Linked DNA regions of Homo sapiens: regions 1, 2 and 4 are each linked to region 3. The links are chromatin contacts, found by Hi-C or POLR2A ChIA-PET in ENCODE. All regions are on one chromosome and are shown on one strand. The core of a region is the stretch at or near the end of the contact, and the rest is flanking DNA. Distances in the headings are between cores, read along the strand shown. Region 1 holds the start of CITED4 (Cbp/p300 interacting transactivator with Glu/Asp rich carboxy-terminal domain 4). Region 2 holds the start of SLC6A9 (solute carrier family 6 member 9). Region 3 holds the start of C1orf50 (chromosome 1 open reading frame 50). Region 4 holds the start of FOXO6 (forkhead box O6).

Region 1 (4,225 bases), core at 488-2,987, 1.9 Mb after region 3:
CTAGCACTTTGGAAGCCTGAGGTGAGAGGGTCACTTGAGGCCAGGGATTCGAGATAAGCCTGAGGCCCTCCTCACTCCCCCACGCCGCCCCTCCCCCCCGCTCCCTTCTCTATTTAAAAAAATAAGAAGAAAGAGGGAAGAAAAGACCTTGGGCCCCTGAATTCTCACTCTAGGGCTCTCCCCTCTACATCAACTGGATAAACCCAAGTTCCAGGAAGTCCCAAGGATGCCACAGGTCGGGGGAAGGTCAGAGAAGGGAGAGAGAGTGTCAAATGCGTGGAGGGTAAGGTTCTGGGAGGCTGTCTCCTGGCCACAGGAAAGACTCCAGTTGCCCTAAGGACTTGGAAAACACATGGCATTCACACGCTAACTCTGGCTGCCTGTGACCTCAGGACAGCCACTTTCTCTTTGTGTGCTTCTCCTTATCACTGAAATGGGGCTGATAATCCATGCCCTGCCCCCAACAAAATACTTGTAGAATGTAAAGCACTTTAAAAGTCCAAGTTATTATTGCTGTTATCAAGAGAAGGCCCTTTGGGACAGAACTTAAATAGCCTTGGCCGGGCGCGGTGGCTCACGCCTGTAATTCCAGCACTTTGGGAGGCCGAGGCGGGCGGATCACGAGGTCAGCAGATCGAGACCATCCTGGCTAACACGGTGAAACCCCGTCTCTACTAAAAATACAAAAAAAATTAGCCGGGCGTGGTAGCGGGCGCCTGTAGTCCCAGCTACTCGGGAGACTGAGGCAGGAGAATGGCGTGAACCCGGGAGGCGGAGCTTGCAGTGAGCCAAGACAGCGCCACTGCAGTCCAGCCTGGGCGAAAGAGCGAGACTCCGTCTCAAAAAAAAAAAAAAAAAGAACTTAAATAGCCTTTCTTTCATCTAAGGGACACTTTTGAGCATCTACCACATACCAGGCACTGTGCTAGGCACTGTGCACACATGCCCTCACTTACCCCTCACAAAGGGTCAGTGCTGCTGTTCTTTACCTTTTACAGATGAAGAAACTGAGGCTCAGCTGAGAGTTGCAATTCATTCCATCATTAGTTCATTCACTCAGCTTTTACTAAAAGCCTGCTCTGGGCCAGGCTCTGGGCCAAGTGCTGAGAAGAAGAAGATGAACAAGTCCTTCAGGAGACGTGCCCATAAATTAATAACAACTAAGTACATGCTTCAACAGACAAGGTGCAGTGGGAACTAGAGGGGGAGCAACAGGCTCTCCTGGGGGTTATGGGAATGGACAGCTGACCTCCTGCGGGGACCCTGCACCGCTAAGGTGCATGCGCCCTGTGTAGCTGTGCAGTCTCACTTTGATCAAGGCTTTGCTGTGTATTTCCAGGAAGCCTCTTCCGCCACTGAGCCTCGGTCTCTACCTGGAAAGTTAAAAGGTTGCGTAGGCCTGACATCCTGCAGCTCTTGGGGGGCCTAAAACTCTGGCCCTCCCACCCCACCTTCTGGTCAGTTCAAGCTCTACCCCAGCCAAGTCCGATTCCGAAGCCCTGAGGGCCAGACCGAATCCCTCCGAAAGTGCCAAATACCCCGCCCCAGGGCGGTGCTCAGAGCCTGGGGCGTGGCCGGAGTCCCAAGGGGCGGGGTTCCAGTGGGAGGGGCGGGGCCAAGACCTAGATGCAGGCGTGCGCGGCCCGCCCAGAAGCGTCTCGCCCAGCCAATGAGCGTCCGAGGGCGGGGAAGCCCCGCCTCTGGGTATAAGAATACGCCGAGCCCAGCTACGCGACGCGGAGGTTTCGGAGCACTACAGGTTGCGGGCCTTTGTGACCCCAGGCTGCGGCCGCAAGGTGCGCAGTAGTGGGCTGGGCCGGGGCACCAGTCGGGTTTGGTTTTGCTCCGCCCGGCCGAGCTGCAGGGACCGCACGGTGCCCGGGTCTCCCGCCGCAGAGCAGCCGCTGGCCCGGGCCGGGGGAGCCGGCGCTGACCACCGCGCGCTGTCCCCGCAGGCAGCCGGCCTGCCGCCATGGCCGACCACCTGATGCTCGCCGAGGGCTACCGCCTGGTGCAGAGGCCGCCGTCCGCCGCGGCCGCCCATGGCCCTCATGCGCTCCGGACTCTGCCGCCGTACGCGGGCCCGGGCCTGGACAGTGGGCTGAGGCCGCGGGGGGCTCCGCTGGGGCCGCCGCCGCCCCGCCAACCCGGGGCCCTGGCGTACGGGGCCTTCGGGCCGCCGTCCTCCTTCCAGCCCTTTCCGGCCGTGCCTCCGCCGGCCGCGGGCATCGCGCACCTGCAGCCTGTGGCGACGCCGTACCCCGGCCGCGCGGCCGCGCCCCCCAACGCTCCGGGAGGCCCCCCGGGCCCGCAGCCGGCGCCAAGCGCCGCAGCCCCGCCGCCGCCCGCGCACGCCCTGGGCGGCATGGACGCCGAACTCATCGACGAGGAGGCGCTGACGTCGCTGGAGCTGGAGCTCGGGCTGCACCGCGTGCGCGAGCTGCCCGAGCTCTTCCTGGGCCAGAGCGAGTTCGACTGCTTCTCGGACTTGGGGTCCGCGCCGCCCGCCGGCTCCGTGAGCTGCTGAGGGCGGCCGGCGCCCGCCCGGCGTGCCGGAGAGGAGAAAGGGCCCGACTGCCCGCCGGACCCTGCACCCAGCGACTGGGCCCCGCGCGCGCCCTCCGCGAGGGTGGAGGCGGCGGCTGTGTGCGCAGGGCCCGGCACCGGACTGGGACCCTGGCGTCCCTCCAGGCCTTGCCTCCTGCGGGAGGACAGTTTGGCTTCACTTCTCTGACCCCAGCCTCGGCCGTAAAGTGAAAGAGACCGGACCAGCTTCAGCTTTCGGACTCTGGTTCTTGGATCGTGTCCTCTCCCCCTCGCCGCCCTCTTCCCCCAATCTGAGCCATTGCAGGCCTCTGCCTGCTGCCCCCTCTCTCCTCGGGATCGGGTCCCCAGAGCCACCATCTCCTGAGCCTCCCACCCCGCTGCCTGGGCCCTGTGGTTGCTGGGCCTCCCACCTCAAGGAGGGGAAGGTTGTACAGCCCGAACCCGTGGAGCAATGCCCTGTCTGGCCTCCAAAACCAAAATAAAACTGGGTCACTTTACAGTCTTGCCGTTTTCATTTCCTTATCACCCCGAGCCCTGACTATATTTAGCTTCCAAAGTCCCAAGGTTGCTGAAGACACTGGATGGCATGGGGGCCACAGTCCCCAGCAGTGCCCAGGAGAGGAAACCGACAGTTTCTTTCAAAAATATCTCGTGGGTTGTGCAATTGTTATGTCACAACCTGGAGGGCAGAGGCTGCCACTGGGTGGTGGGGTAACCCACTGGGCTTCCCAGCTCCTAGGGTAGGGTGGGGGGAGCTTGGTGCTCTGCCAGAGAGGAGCTGGGTGGCACCGAGTTCAGACAGCCTAGCTTTGGACCCTGACTCTCTCCTTTGCCCAAGACACCATCCGTTCTGATTTTTGAGGCGGTTTCCCAGAGGGAGATGGTCCCCGTCTCCTCAGGTAGTTACGCTGCCTTTAGCACAGTGCCAAATACCTGGGCAGTTCTCAGTAAGTGACGGCAATTATTATTCTACAAATTGGTGCTGATTTTATTCCAGGCCCTGTGTCAACCTGGTGCATGTTCTCATGGAATCACAGCCCAGGTGGGAGGAGGTGGGTGATAGGCCTGAAAACAAACTAATCTTGCTGCAAGGAAGACTGTGATGAGTTCTAGAAAACAGTGCTAAGCAGCACTTTGGGAGGCCGAGACGGGCAGATCACGAGGTCAACAGATCGAGACCATCCTGGCTAATATGGTGAAACCCCGTCTCTACTAAAAATATAAAAATTAGCTGGGCATGGTGGTGCGCGCCTATAGTCCCAGCTACTCGGGAGGCTGAGGCAGGAGAATCGCTTGAACCCAGGAGGCAGAAGTTGCAGTGAGCCGAGATCATGCCACTGCACTCCAGCCTGGCAACAGAGCGAGACTCCTCAAGAAAAAAGAAAATAGTTCTGGGGGGGATTGTACAGCCAGGACAATAGACCGGCCAAGCGGGCACACCCAGAGAAGGGAGCAGTTTCAGCTATTAATAGTTGAGGTTGGGGTCAGTTCAGGCTTCAGGGAAGCGGTGACATTTGACGTGATGAACAGAGCCTTGAGTGATGAATATGTTTTTAGGAGAGGAGCCTGTTTCAAGGCAGGAAGGCACACAAGTACGATGAATGTTTGGGGAAGGTGTGGGGTGTCTAGAAGGTACAAGAAAGGTCGAATGGCTTTACGACAACTTCGTGAGGCAAGC
Region 2 (4,229 bases), core at 792-3,291, 1.3 Mb before region 3:
ACGTCCCTGTCCCTAGGTTAGTCCCCAAGCCTTCCTCTTTCTGACGGAGCCTCAGAGGGCTGGCCCCTGAGCACCCATCCTCCTCTCTTCTAACAGCCCAGGCCCCAAGCCCCTAGGCCTGAGGGCATCCTGGAAGTCTGGCTTGCAGCACCCTACACCTGCCTCCCTTCATATGGATTCCCTGAGCCATGAAAACTCTCGGAATCTTCACTGAGTGTTCTTAGCGCTCAGTGCCCTCTTCTAGGCCTGTCCCCACCCCAGCCTACTGCTGGAAGGGAGAAGGAGGGAGGCCTTTTCCCCTTCATACTCTTCCTTGTCCGCCTTCCTCTACTTGGGGGCCTCTTCGACATCCTCCATCTGCCTTCCCTGGGGTGGTATCCCTTTTGATGAGCCCCAGCGAGGAGGCAAGGAGGAAGATCCTAAAAAAAACTTATGGAGGAAGTTACGTCCTGGCAGGAGAGATATAGAGGGCTTGGACCCCATCTGCCCAGTCCCAGGAATTGAGCACACACATAACTACACAGACCTGCTGCAGTGCACACAATCAGTCTTCCACAGATGTACCTACACAAATACACAATCGGGGCTCAGGTGTCTGGGGGCACAGACACAACAGGTTGCCTAGATCCAGGTGTGTGTGCACACAACTCACGCAAGAAACACCTGCACTTGGCTTGTAGGAGACTAAAAATCCCAAACATGCTATACCTACTAGGTTTGGGGACAAAGTAAAAGTGAAAATAATCTCGCTGATAAGACTAAGGTGTCTTCCCAGATCTGATCAGGAGTCCAATGTGAATAGGAGACAACAGAGAGCTGTCTTTGTACTTTGGCTCTGAGGAAGGTTTGTGGAATGGACCGCGTGTGGCCTGAGAGAGCTCGCATTTCAGGGAATGCCTGGGCTTGATGCCTGTTATCTTGTTCAGTGCCTCTGATAAATTAATAAACTGGAATCTCACTCAACAATTGGTTTCACGTGAGTTTGGCATGTGTGCACTCGCTTCTTGGAGGCTGACTGTCCCAAGGAAAAAAATTAAACTGTTTCCTGGCCAGAAAATGGTGAGGACTCAGGGTCCAAAGTAGAAATTGCCTCTGTGGGCTGGGCCCCTTCCCTGAGCAGATGCCCTACTCAGGTTGGGGCAAAAACCAGTTCCTCTGACAGAACTAACTGGCCACTCTCCATGAAAGGTGGTGGCTCTCACAAGGTATGCAAATGTGGGAGGCTCATTCCAAATGCCAGCCACCACTCCCCAGAGGCAGCCTGGAGCAATGGGCTTTATATACACACACATGCATTTCCTTAGCCCCTTCTCTCTGTTTCACAGAGGAGGAAACCGAGGCTCACCATGCTCCTTTTGGCAAAGACTCTTTTTTAGCTGAGATTGTAACCCAGGTCTGTCTCACCATGGAAGGAGGAGGGATCCCAGGTTGGTGTCTGCAGCCCCTGTAACACCACCTCAAAAGTAGAGCTGACCAAGCCGGTGGTCCAGGAGGGAAATTTGAGAAAGGGCTACCCCGAGCCCTCCAGTTCCAAGGAGTAGGACCTAGGCCTTACCCAGCAATGCCCACAGTCTCTAGCGGCTCTGCTCCAAAGGGAATGGAATTTGCTCTGACTTCTCTCTAGGGGAAACGCAGGCGCAGAAGGCCAGGGGCCTGGAGGGCTAACTCCAGCCTCAGCCCCCCATAGTGCCCCAGGCCTTCTGGCTTCATTCCAGCCTAGCCCGAAGGGGCCCACATCTGCTTGCTCAAGGGCCCCAGCTGGAGGGCAGCGAGGCAGGGGCGGAGAAGGGGACTCCTTTGTGGCGCTCACTCCCAGGGGTTCGTGGGGATCAATCATCTGAAAGCTGGAGAGACTTGTAATTTTATTCCCTGGGAGGAGGAGCCTGAGAAGTCGGCACGGGAGGAGGGGATGGGATGGAGAGGGGAGGACGGCCAGGGGAGCCGTTCGGGTAGGGGAGGGACTTGGCTAGATCTCCCAAGCCTTCTCCACTCTTCAAACTTTCACCAAACTCTTAGCCCCCGCCTCCCCGAAACCAAAACACAACAGGCTGTGGAAGAGCTGCGAGCGGCGCGGCGGGGCGGGCGAACTCGGCGCGGCACAGAGCCTCGGGAGGCTGATGCAACTTTCCCTTTAAGAAAGCCACCTGGGCGCACCGCGGTGCGGACCCAGCACGCCTGGGCCGGGGGCTGCAGCATGGTAAGGGGGCTGGGGGAAGGGACGCTGGGGCCCGCGCCTCCGTCTGTCCTGCCGTCGGTCTGAGTGTTCGGCGGCTCCGCGGGGCTGAGCCCCAGGACCAGCGTGTGCGTGTGTGTGTGTGTGTGTGTGTGTGTGTGTGATCGCGCATGTATGCGGGCATCTGTGGGTAAGAGTGTGGGTGCACGCACCGGGATGTCTGTCTCGCCGCAAAGATCGGGGTAGGTGCGCGCGTCTGGGTGTCACCGCTGTCACCAAGGAGCTGAAGCGGGAGGGAGAGGGAAGTGGGGGGAGCTCCTGCGTGGGGTGGCGGGGGGGCGCCAGACGCCGGTTCGATCGGGGGCGGCGGGCGCAGGCTGTGCGGGTAGCGCCGGAGCCAGAGCGTGGCACTGTCCGTCCGAGGAGCCAGTGGTTCTGCGCTCTGGGGGCCTGCAGGGGTCGACAGTCGGCCGTGCCTGCACCCAGCGTGCGGGCTCCCGCTCGCTCCATCGCCTCTCAGCGCCCGCCAGCCTGGCTGCCTATCTGGCCCCTCCAGCCGGCCTGCCTCCCTATCTGCCCTCCCGGTGCCGGTTCCAGTGCCCGTGCGCCCGCGGGACCCGGGAAGCCGCGCGGGAGAGTCCTGGCGCACTCAGCCTCTCTTTGTCCGCGCTCTGGCCGCGGCTTTGGGAAGGGACTGCGAGCGAGCCGGGAGTTCTCTGGGGGTTGCTACCCTGGGAAGAATCCGTGCCCTCCCCACCCCAACCCTCATTACCGGCACACCTAGGGCGGGGCCGGGCGGCCGCAGGTGAGGGCAGGGGCCTAGCAGCCCTGGAGAGCCCACCCCCGGCCGGCGCTCCGCACCCGGCAGCCACTGCAGATCTCGAGCAGGCGGCGGGGCCGGGCCGGGCGGGAGAGTGGGGCTTGCCCGGAGGGCCGGGAGGGGCCGGTGCCGGCCCGGGGGCGGGGCCGTGGGGCGGGGACCTCGGCGCCCCGGTACTTTTCCACCGCAGGGGCCGGGGGCGGGGCCGCCGCCTCCACGCCAGCTTAGGCCCACACGTGGCGGCTGATGTAACGCCCGTGCCCCCACATCTCTCTCCCCGATTAAAGCGGACGCGCCCCACTTCGAGGAACCGGGACGCTGCGGGCGGTGCCGCTGCTCCCAGACCGACCGCGCCCCTGCCCGCCGGCCGGAGGCCTCCGCGCCTCGGGCCGGCGGATACTTAAAGGAGCCGCACCCCCTTTCGGGCCTGCTCTCCGCAAGCCACACCCCCTCGCGGATCACTCTTAAAGGAGACGGGACGCTTGCTCGCTGACAGCTTCCGCACAAAGCGCGGTCTATTTCTCCGCTGAAAGGAGCGTGAGGGTGCGGCCGTTGGGAAATAAAGGCTGCAGGGCGAGGAGTGGGGAAAGAGAAAAACCTGAAAGGTTAAAGACTGCCAAAGTGAGGGAGCATCAGAAGGTTGGAGAGTAGTGGGTGAGGGGACTGGTTCTAGGGACTAATGGGCGACACTGAGCATGCCCAAGTGTTTCCAAGGACCGCAGAGAAAACGCCCCCTTTACTTGGCCTATGCGGCGACTGCGGCTGTACCTGCTCAGTTCCCGGCTCTGGGGACACAGAAGAATCACGCCTCTGCCCTGGTAGAACTCTCCATCTAGTGGGGAGCCAGACTTGGGCACAAGGAAGCATGCCTCAATTGCTACGTGTGGCAAGCGTGGGGGTACAGTAGGAAGGCTGACAGCAACGGGGAGGACCTAGGAAGGCTTCATGAAGATAATAGCATTGGGATAGGTTTTGAGGATGGGTAGGATACATACAGGTGGAAGTGGAGACAAGGGTGCTCAAAAAACATGGAACGGGTGCCGGGGCAAAGGCATGAAGCAGGAGCCCTCTGCAAGTGCTGGGTAGTCTCACGTGGCGGCAGATGGCCGCAGGCTGCTGACCTGGGCTCCCAGGTAGAACTAAGGGCTGTTTCCTGCTCCCACAGCTCCTCCACTTCCTCCAACACAGTGAATGGAAATTATGCTTCTTCCTCTGTCTACTAAACTGTGCGGTCCT
Region 3 (4,325 bases), core at 343-2,842:
TATAGGATGAAAGACAAAAACTGTGTTCTTTCTTCCATCTGTTCAGGCCATCGTAATAAACACGATAGTCATTCAATAGCACATGAATACGTTGTGTGCACAAGATTCTGTCCCTGCCAACCTCCCTCCCAATAAGAGTAATCTGATTAACTAGATGCATATTCTCTTAATAAATAAAAGTTGCACTTTGCTCCCCAGCTCTTCAAAAAGAAGAAAGCCAAGTTTTGAATTAAAGGAGCTTTCTGCGTATCTGAATTTTTCTTAATTTTAAAAAAAAAAGGATTCGAAGGATTTCTAGGATCATTGAAAAAAAAAGAGATGTGAGGGAATTTGAGCACATTAAATAATTTTGGGCAAAGCAAAGACCCTGGAACATAATCAAGGCCAAATCTGATAGTGTATACAGGGATAAGGGGCCATGATAATCTTTAAAACAGCAGGACCCTCCATCTGTGGACACTGAAGAGGGTGTACAACTGGAAGTCTTGATAAGAGATAAGAAGGAATCTGGTTTTTCATTGAATAATGACAAAACTTTAGATCTTGGAGCTCTACTACTTCAAACCTTTCACTTCACAGATAAAATAGTTGAGGTCCAGAGAGAAGTAATCTGCCTTAAGTCGCACTGCAAGTTAGTATCAAAAGTGGGATTAATACTCATGTGTCCAAACTTCCAGTGTTTTTTCCATTATTTCACATTTCCTCCTTATTTGACTTATTTTGGCCATCCATATATAAACACTGGGCTTGGGAATACTGTGTTTAATGAGGACTAAACTTGGAGTCCTTGCCCTGCTAGAAGATGTTTAAACTCTCAGGTAACAAAGATCTTATGGGAAGCAGCTTAAAATAAGCGGACCTTGAAACTTCCCGAAGAACTTTTCTTTGTGTCAAATGGGAAGAATAACTCTGTACTGCCTACCTCACAAGGCTGTCCTAAGGTGCAAATGAAATAATGAACACTAAAGTGTTGTGTAAACCTTCCCACGAAGGAAGATTATGGGCACTCAAGTTGCAGTTAGAGGAACCTTTGGTCCCAGAAGGTCATTCGAATCAGGCCACCGACTCACAATGACAGTCGGCTTTACTCGTCTGTAAAATGGAGACAAGAGCAAATGCCACCCCCACCATAGGTGGTAGTGAGGTCTGAGCCGAAAGACGCAGAGTACAACGTGAACGAAGATGGTTATTCGCTGCCCCGGCCGCGCCTCCTCACCTTCTGCACCTGCTCTGCGAGCGCCACGAGGTCTAAGGGGTCCCCGGCCCGGTGGGTGTGGTAGGGGCTCACCAGGGCCAGGCCGCCGGGGGTCGGGGTGAGCTCCACCAGGGCTCCTGCGACACACACCCAGGAACACAAGCCGTGAGCTCCCGCCGTCGGCCTCCCGCGGAGCCCCGAGACCGGCTGCCTCGCGGGAGCTGACTTCCCCCTGCTGACTCCCGCCCCGCATACCTCCCTGGCCTGCAGCTGGCGGCGCTCCTTGCCTTTCAAGGACCCCCTCGGTCCGCCCCGGCGCGGCGGCGTCCTCCATGACAGCGCCTTATCCTCCCCACTCCCTGGGCTGTGCGAGTAGGAAGAGCCTGCGCATAAAGGCGCGTGGGCGGAGCTTCCGTCTTTCTTGTCTACTGGGCGTCAGTTCGACTGAGCAAGGCCTGAGCTCGGAGGCGGGGCTCCGGCTGACGCGCCGGGATTCGCTGAGGGCCGGTGGGGGGATCCGGGCTGACTGAAAGGAAAAGAGGCGGTGCAAGCCTCGTGGGCATGCGCCGCCCGGCTTGGAAGGTGGGGCTTCGCCCGGGGGCGGGCCTTCGCCGGGGGTAGGACTCCGGCCTTGGTGGCGGGTGGCTGGCGGTTCCGTTAGGTCTGAGGGAGCGATGGCGGTACGCGCGTTGAAGCTGCTGACCACACTGCTGGCTGTCGTGGCCGCTGCCTCCCAAGCCGAGGTCGAGTCCGAGGCAGGATGGGGCATGGTGACGCCTGATCTGCTCTTCGCCGAGGGGACCGCAGCCTACGCGCGCGGGGACTGGCCCGGGGTGGTCCTGAGCATGGAACGGGCGCTGCGCTCCCGGGCAGCCCTCCGCGCCCTTCGCCTGCGCTGCCGCACCCAGTGTGCCGCCGACTTCCCGTGGGAGCTGGACCCCGACTGGTCCCCCAGCCCGGCCCAGGCCTCGGGCGCCGCCGCCCTGCGCGACCTGAGCTTCTTCGGGGGCCTTCTGCGTCGCGCTGCCTGCCTGCGCCGCTGCCTCGGGCCGCCGGCCGCCCACTCGCTCAGCGAAGAGATGGAGCTGGAGTTCCGCAAGCGGAGCCCCTACAACTACCTGCAGGTCGCCTACTTCAAGGTGCAGACCTGCCTGGAACCAGGCGGCCGGGGTCCTTCTGGGGAGAGGAGTGTTGCAGGGGACCTGAGGAGCTTGGGGGATCGGGGAAGTGTCCGCAGGGAGGGGAAAGTGGCCTCCTGGCTGGGGAGCTCTCCTCGGAGCCGGGGAGAGCTGCTCCCTGGCAGGAGACCTTCCTCGCCCAGTTCGCATGGGCAGATGCTAACCCCAAAGGTCCAGCCTGGGGTTAGGGCACAGGCCAAGCAAAACTCATGGCCATTTTGTTCCCTGGGAAATCTCCTGGAAGGAATTAAAGCGGCAGTTTGGGTCTCCCATTCTGATGTCATTGTAAGTGTCCGAGTGAGAAGCTAGTAGCGGTCTACAATATCTCCCTTCCGGTTGGTTTTCCAGTGGTGCTTTTCCTGCTGTTTGATTCAGCAGCTCTCTTTCAGGATGTGAGGTTGCCACGTCGCCAGCAGGGGCTGCCTGGCCCTTTCTGTGTGTGTGTGGGGGCGGGGGGGGGACCCTCTGGCTAGTCTGCCAGGTTTACAAAGAAAATGAGTATTTTTCGGAATGCCAGAGTGCCATGTGTCCAAGTGTACACTTGGGCTTGGAGCGTTCCAGGCTTGTTTGGTGGTGGTGATGGTGACGATGATGATGATGATGATAGCCAGCACATACTTCCAGGCACTATTTTAAGCAGTTTGCATTTATTAACGCATTTGCCCTAATCTTCATAATATCTTGTCAGGTAGATGCTGTTATTAGTCCCACTGTATTGGGGGTGGGGGGAGAAAGAGTTGTGCATTATATCTGGTATATCTGTTGTTTAAAAGACCTTCGATTCGATCTAAAGAGACACTTAGAGACTCTTGGGGACCTCAGATTTCCACCCCTCCACAGCATTCTGCCTACACAGTTCCCCTCATTTTTCCTAGTTACTCGGAAGAGCGCTGGACTTGAAATCAAAATAATTGCGTTATGTCTTTGGTTATGTCGCTTCATCATAGCACTTTCTAAAACTATTTGACAAACATGTATTGCATACCTACTGCATTCCAGTTCTTGTACAAGTAATTAAATGCTCGACTAACGTCTTTGCTTTGTCTTGCTTTGCTGTTAAGAGTTACTGTAGTAAGGGCTACTGCAAGGGCATATACTTAGGGCTGCGGGAGCACAAAGGAGGGAGACTCTAGCTTTATCTCAGAGAAATTAGACTTCAAAGAAGAGGTAATATTGAAGCCTGCCCTAAGTATTGCCAGGGGGAGAGGAAAGAAGGCTCCTCCAGATAGAGAGAAAAGTAGAACCAAAGCATGATGTATTCAGGAAAAAAAATGAACTCTTGTGATTGCAATGTCGAGATGTGTGTGGGGAGTAGTAGGAGAGGCGGCTAGAAAAGTCAGTGAGGCCAGATTTGGAAGAGAATTCTGCGGACTGCAGGGAGCCATCCTCAGATTTGGGTTTTAAAACGCTTATTCTGGAAGCCATGGTGAATGAGCCTTGGAAGAAGGAGAAAGTGGTGGCACTTGATTAGGAGGCAGACATTTGTCCACAAGAGAGGAGGTTAAGTACCTCAGTGCTTAGAGAGTAAAGAAGGCTGGGGGTGGAGAGAGGAGTGAGGACATGAGGGAGAACAGAGAAAGGCAGGAGCAGCGCTGAAAGACACAAGAGCTAGAGTAATTCCATGAAAGGGACAGACCTGAAAAAATTTCTAATTTTACAGTTAAAGAAACTGAGGTACAGAGATGGGGAGTTATTTACCTTGGGTCACCTAACCAGGGCTGACTCCTTTAGTGTGCCTTTACTAGTACCAATGATAAGAAAATAAGTTTTCTTAGCATATTAATCATACCACCTAAAATTTATTGAGCACTTAATCTGTGCCCAGCACCATGTATTACAGGCTGCATATTATCTCGTTGAACTCTCAACAATGCTAGGAGATAGCTAGAGAATGCTATCTCCAGATGATAGATTAGGGAAACTGAGTTTAGAAAGTAAACTTTAAGTATCTT
Region 4 (4,502 bases), core at 1,723-4,222, 1.4 Mb after region 3:
CCAGAGGTGCTTGGGGACCCTGGAGGGAGACACATGTAGGCTGGATTCCAGCTTTCCCATCTACTAACTGTGTGACCAGTTCACTCCTAAATACGGGCCTCAGGGCCTTCCTTGTACCTGGGGCCAATGCCGGCTTTGGAGACCCTGGAGGGAGACCATTTGGTCACAGTAAAACCACCTCAGGGACTGCTGAGAGCGTTAAAGGCAGATGTGTCAAGGTGCCTCTCACAGTGTTTGGCCCCAAGACCTTCAATGAACTGCAGTTCTCTGCTTACTTCCAGCCTCATGTTCCCTCTTCCCATCTTTCCCCATGCTGCCTGATGCAGCAAGCCCAGCTGGAGCTACATGTCCTGCAAGAAGCCCTCCCAGCCACTCTGGCCCAATGTACTGTCCCCTGCCTCAGCATCCTGCACCATCCACTCAGTTCCCTACTCTTTCACTAGACACACACTGGTGGCTTCTTGGTGTCAAGACTGTATGCTGGGTGCTGTGGGCACAGAATGGTTCTGACACTGCCACTGTCTTCCAAAAGCAGGGTAGAGAGGGGAAATGAGACAGAACACAAATGACTAAAACCTGCTACCAGCAGGGAGAGGGCCAGAGAAAGGGGAGTCCTAAGCTAGCTAAAAAGGGTTTAGGGAAGGCTTCCTGGAGGAGGCATCTGAACTCTGTACCCTTGAGGACAGTGAATACATCTACAGGGAGGAGTAAGCCAGGGCATGGGGAGTGCAGGACACACTTGGGGGAAATGTGTTCTGGTGGGGGTTGAGCCCAAGGGGATGGGAGAGGGGATGCGGAAAGAGACCCAGGTCTACTCCTCCAGCCTGTGTTCCTGCCCCACAGTGGCCGGTGAGGGACAGAAGCTGCCAGCACTAACCCTGAGAGCCATGGGCTCCCAGGTCAGGATACCCTGGCTCTACAATGCTGCCCCTGGGTATCTAGAGCTGTTCATGCCCACAAGTCTCCCCTCCTCCACTGGCACACCTCCTTCCTCTGACCCAGCTCACAGGCACCACAGGGCACAGCCCCCTCCCTTGACATAGGCATGCCTCCCTCACAGAGGCCACTCCTCCCATAGGGAGGCTGACAGTTCGCCTCCTAGGCACAGGAGGGGTCTCCAGCCTCCTCTCCCCCAAAGGCATAGACTATCCCCACTCTCCAACAAGATGGCCAGGGGAGGAGCTGGGTCGAGAGGCCACAATCCAAGCAAGCCCCTGTCCCCTCCTAAGGTGGCTCCCCCCTTTCCACTGGCTGGCACTGAGGCCTCCCTGGGGTACCCTGCCCCTCCCCCAGCCCCTAAATGGATCTGGGCTCCGACAGCTAGGGAAGTGGAAAAAAGCATCCTGGGTGGGTATGGACAGATCCCCAGCTCTCAACACCCTGTCCTCACACCAGCAGGGGCCATCACCAGTGACCCCCATCCTGATCTAGGTAAGGGGGGCAGCAGCCACCCCATGGAGAACTCAGATCTCAGGTCACCTGCCGAGTTCCCCACTCCAGGCTGGTTGGTGCCCTAGGGTGAACTCTGGCACCACAAGAAGAACTGTGGGCCCATGGTCACACTCCTCACCCTGGGGACAGCTCCAGGAAGCGCAATGATAGAGATTTGGGAGGGAAAGCCGGCATTGGCCCCAAGTCATTATTCCAGCGCTCTAAGAAGGGTGCCCTGGTGGAAAGGGTAAAACAAGAGTCACACAAAGCAGACTTGGGGGAGGAGGGGGAGGCTCCCCAATGTCCGCGGCCTGGGAATGGGTTCCTCTGCTATGCCCCCAAGGACAGGGTGGGGACGTGCCTCGGGGACGCCTCAAAGCGGCAGTCCCTTGTCACCCTACCAGACCTCCCACCCCGCATCCCTCCCCGCAAGGGAGCACGCACACAGCTGCTCCCAGTACGCCCCCGCCCGTCCGCTGGCCGGCCCCACGCCCTGGGCGCACACTCTGTGACCCCGGGGGGTGCCAAAAAGCCCTCCTTCTGACGGCCCTCCTGGAGCCCAACACACCTAGCAGCCCCTGGAAGCCCCAGTCGGCGTCCCCAGCCCCCTCCCCAGCCGGACGCCCCCACCTTCCAGCCGGCCGAGCTGTTGCTGTCGCCTTTATCCTTGAAGTAGGGCACGTAACGGACCATCCAGTCGTAGATCTGCGAGAGCGTGAGCCGCTTGTCCGGGGCGCTCTCGATGGCTTTGGTGATGAGGTCGGCGTAGGACAGGTTCCCCCACGCGTTCCGCCGAGAGCTCTTCGCTTTCCGCAGCGGTCCGACCTCCGCGCCCAGGGGCGGCGCTGGGGCCATCGCCGGGGCCGTAGCCCGGCGCTCCGGCCCGCAGTCCTCGGCGCCCTCGGCCACCCCTGCGCCCAGCGCTCCGTCCTCGTCGCCGGCCAAGTCAGGCTGCGGCAGGGGCCAGGTACACGAGCGCGGCCGGCTCTGCGGCGCGAAGTCCGGGTCCACGTCCACCTGATGCGCTCGCAGCTTCGCAGCCATGGTCCCGCCCGGCTCGGGCGAGGAGGGGAGGGAGGCTTCGCGGAGGGTGGGCGGGCGGCTCCGGGATCTGCACGCCCCGGGGAGGCCCGCGGGAGGGGTCCCTGGCGGCGCTGTCTCAGCCGCGGGGCGCCATGGGCCGAGGCGCGGAGGCAGGGGGCTGGACGCGCTGGGGAGCACGAAGGGAGGGAAAGACCTGGGCAGTGAGGGGGCGGCGGCCCGGGAGCCCAGCGGGCACACACCTCGCCCAGCCCCGCTTCTAGCACCTGCCGCCTGCCTGCGCCTGCAGCCACCACCGCCACCGCCGCTGCCGCCGCTCCCCGGGCGCCGGCCCTGCGCACGGGCCCTGCTCTCCCGGGACGAGGCCGGATTGCACCATGCCGGAGCCCGAGCCGGTGCCGGAGCCCGCGCCGCCGCCGCCCGGTGAATGCTGCCGCCGCCGCCGCTCCGGCTCCAGCGCCAGCTCCCGCGCCTGCCGCGCTCAGCGCCGGCTGCACCTCGGGATGGGCGGGGGACGGGGAGGGGGCGGGCCCGACGCGGGAGGGGGCGGGGCGTTTCGCCTGCGGCCGCGGAATCCTCAGCCAGCCCAGGTGCCCCGCCCGCGGGCTGGGAGACCGGGCGCTGAGCTCCCAGCTCGGGGCGACCCCGCCGCAGCCCCTGCAAGCAACAGCGCCGCCTACGGAGCAGGGGCGGAGCGGCTGGCGCGACCCCGCCCCCTGCTCGGCGCGGAGGCGGGGGGGCTAGGGGGCGGAGCCCTAACACTCCCATTGGTCCGCGGCTGGACTGTCCTGCCCATGGGCTCGACAGGATCCCTCCCAGAAGCGCGTCACCGGTTATTGTTACAACCCGGGGTTTCCCGGGGCAACGGGATGGGGCGGGGCTCAGGGCACTGGCCCCGCCTTCTACTCCGGAGAGGACTGCCCCGCCCTCTGTTTGTAGACTCCTGACGTTCCCAAGTCTCCGTTCCAGGACTCTGACAGGGAGGATGATCGAACTCTGCTCTTCTTTGTGCCCTGGACTGAGCTGGGGAAAAAGAATGGGTCAAGAATACCTGGGTTCTAGGCTAGGCTTTGCCACAATTCTCGCTCCTCCATCCGCAAACATGTTCTTCATGGTGCCTGTGGTCATAGTTTTAGAGCTCCAGTTCTCAAAGTTTGACGCAGAGCAGAATCATCCCCTAGAGCTTGTTAACATTGCTGGACCCCAACTCCAGAGTTTCTGATTCGGCAGGTCTGGGTTGGGGCCCCAGACTTTGCATTTCTAACCAGCTCCCAGGTGATGCACGAGAGACCACACCTTGCAAACCATTGTTTTAGAGTCTGTGGGAGGTTCTTACTGCGGTTGTTGGAACAAGCACTTGTCTAAAGTTCACAGTGTTTGGGGAGATGCTTCTCAATCAGTTCCTGGATATTTATTGAGCACCTCTGACGCACCAGGCACTGTCCAGGGCTCTACAGTGAGAGCAGCAACTGAAACAAATGAGGTCCCCTACTGCATAGACTAGTCAGGAGTCAGATGCTAATCAGATCATCACATGAGCTCAGAAGGGCGAGGCTAGCCGAGAGGTTGGGCAGTCCGTGGCCTCATCCTACAGGCTGCTGAGCTAGGTTTCCCAGTCACCACTGCACCTGCTGGCCTTCGCTCAGGGTATTTATCCCCTCTGCCTAGAACACCATTTCCCCGCCGCAAGGCCCTCATCAGAGATTCTCCCACTCTTCAAAGCTCCGTGCAAATGTCAACTTAGCCCTGACACCTTCTCTAGCCCCAACTCCCAACACTTTCTGTTCTCTGCTTGCCCAGACCACTTGTTGAGCTGCCAGCAACACCTTGTGCCCCTTTAGCACAATATTCCTATTTTGCCAATCAGGAAACTGAGGCCCAGAATGAGCAGGTGATTCCCCTGGTGGCATGGCCAGGACTGGAATCTCAAGCTCCTGATTTCTTTACCAGCCAGTACCTTGCTCCTGAGGACGCTGGAGATGCGAAGGTCTCTGGGCAGTGGGAGGGCTGAGCCCAGGCCATGGGAGATG

What was found. Hi-C counts contacts between places; a loop is a spot of excess contacts on that map. ChIA-PET counts read pairs that join two places held with the same protein, here RNA polymerase II (POLR2A). Pooled maps may share reads with other maps.
Region 1: a loop to region 3 is called in a map of CD4-positive, alpha-beta T cell, with 11 times the contacts of the local background. The contact joins the promoter of CITED4 here to the promoter of C1orf50 in region 3. A Hi-C loop is called at or near these places in 1 of 168 maps with a recorded cell type or tissue (CD4-positive, alpha-beta T cell) and 9 of 50 pooled maps. POLR2A ChIA-PET finds 5 or more read pairs at or near these places in 1 of 52 experiments (CD4-positive, alpha-beta T cell).
Region 2: a loop to region 3 is called in a map of B cell, with 19 times the contacts of the local background. The contact joins the promoter of SLC6A9 here to the promoter of C1orf50 in region 3. A Hi-C loop is called at or near these places in 1 of 168 maps with a recorded cell type or tissue (B cell) and 6 of 50 pooled maps. POLR2A ChIA-PET finds 5 or more read pairs at or near these places in 2 of 52 experiments (K562 and activated T-cell).
Region 4: a loop to region 3 is called in a map of CD8-positive, alpha-beta T cell, with 7 times the contacts of the local background. The contact joins the promoter of FOXO6 here to the promoter of C1orf50 in region 3. A Hi-C loop is called at or near these places in 1 of 168 maps with a recorded cell type or tissue (CD8-positive, alpha-beta T cell) and 8 of 50 pooled maps. POLR2A ChIA-PET finds 5 or more read pairs at or near these places in 1 of 52 experiments (WTC11).

Annotation. Positions count from the first base shown.
Region 1 is chr1:40,859,875-40,864,099 of GRCh38, reverse strand. CITED4 (Cbp/p300 interacting transactivator with Glu/Asp rich carboxy-terminal domain 4) reads left to right here and starts at 1,737. Exons shown (of 1, transcript NM_133467.3): 1 at 1,737-3,046. The coding sequence starts at 1,973. The coding sequence ends at 2,527. It overlaps LOC124904157 (a long non-coding RNA gene), which reads right to left and starts at 1,716. Exons shown (of 3, transcript XR_007066025.1): 1 at 990-1,716. RefSeq lists an enhancer at 1,351-1,410 and silencers at 1,511-1,710, 1,871-1,950.
Region 2 is chr1:44,029,274-44,033,502 of GRCh38, reverse strand. It overlaps SLC6A9 (solute carrier family 6 member 9), which reads left to right and starts at 2,041. Exons shown (of 14, transcript NM_001024845.3): 1 at 2,041-2,197. LOC107984948 (a long non-coding RNA gene) reads right to left here and starts at 3,089. Exons shown (of 2, transcript XR_007066054.1): 1 at 2,954-3,089. LOC124904168 (a long non-coding RNA gene) reads left to right here. Exons shown (of 4, transcript XR_007066055.1): 4 at 776-960. RefSeq lists silencers at 2,500-2,569, 2,890-3,439 and enhancers at 2,311-2,907, 3,549-4,106, 4,107-4,229.
Region 3 is chr1:42,764,516-42,768,840 of GRCh38, reverse strand. C1orf50 (chromosome 1 open reading frame 50) reads right to left here and starts at 1,592. Exons shown (of 5, transcript NM_024097.4): 1 at 1,451-1,592; 2 at 1,217-1,332. The coding sequence starts at 1,529. It overlaps P3H1 (prolyl 3-hydroxylase 1), which reads left to right and starts at 1,813. Exons shown (of 15, transcript NM_022356.4): 1 at 1,813-2,334. The coding sequence starts at 1,870. RefSeq lists silencers at 1,305-1,444, 2,065-2,174 and an enhancer at 2,435-2,554.
Region 4 is chr1:41,359,904-41,364,405 of GRCh38, reverse strand. FOXO6 (forkhead box O6) reads right to left here and starts at 2,972. Exons shown (of 3, transcript NM_001291281.3): 1 at 2,062-2,972. The coding sequence starts at 2,475. RefSeq lists silencers at 2,257-2,476, 2,677-3,336 and enhancers at 3,135-3,429, 3,497-3,566.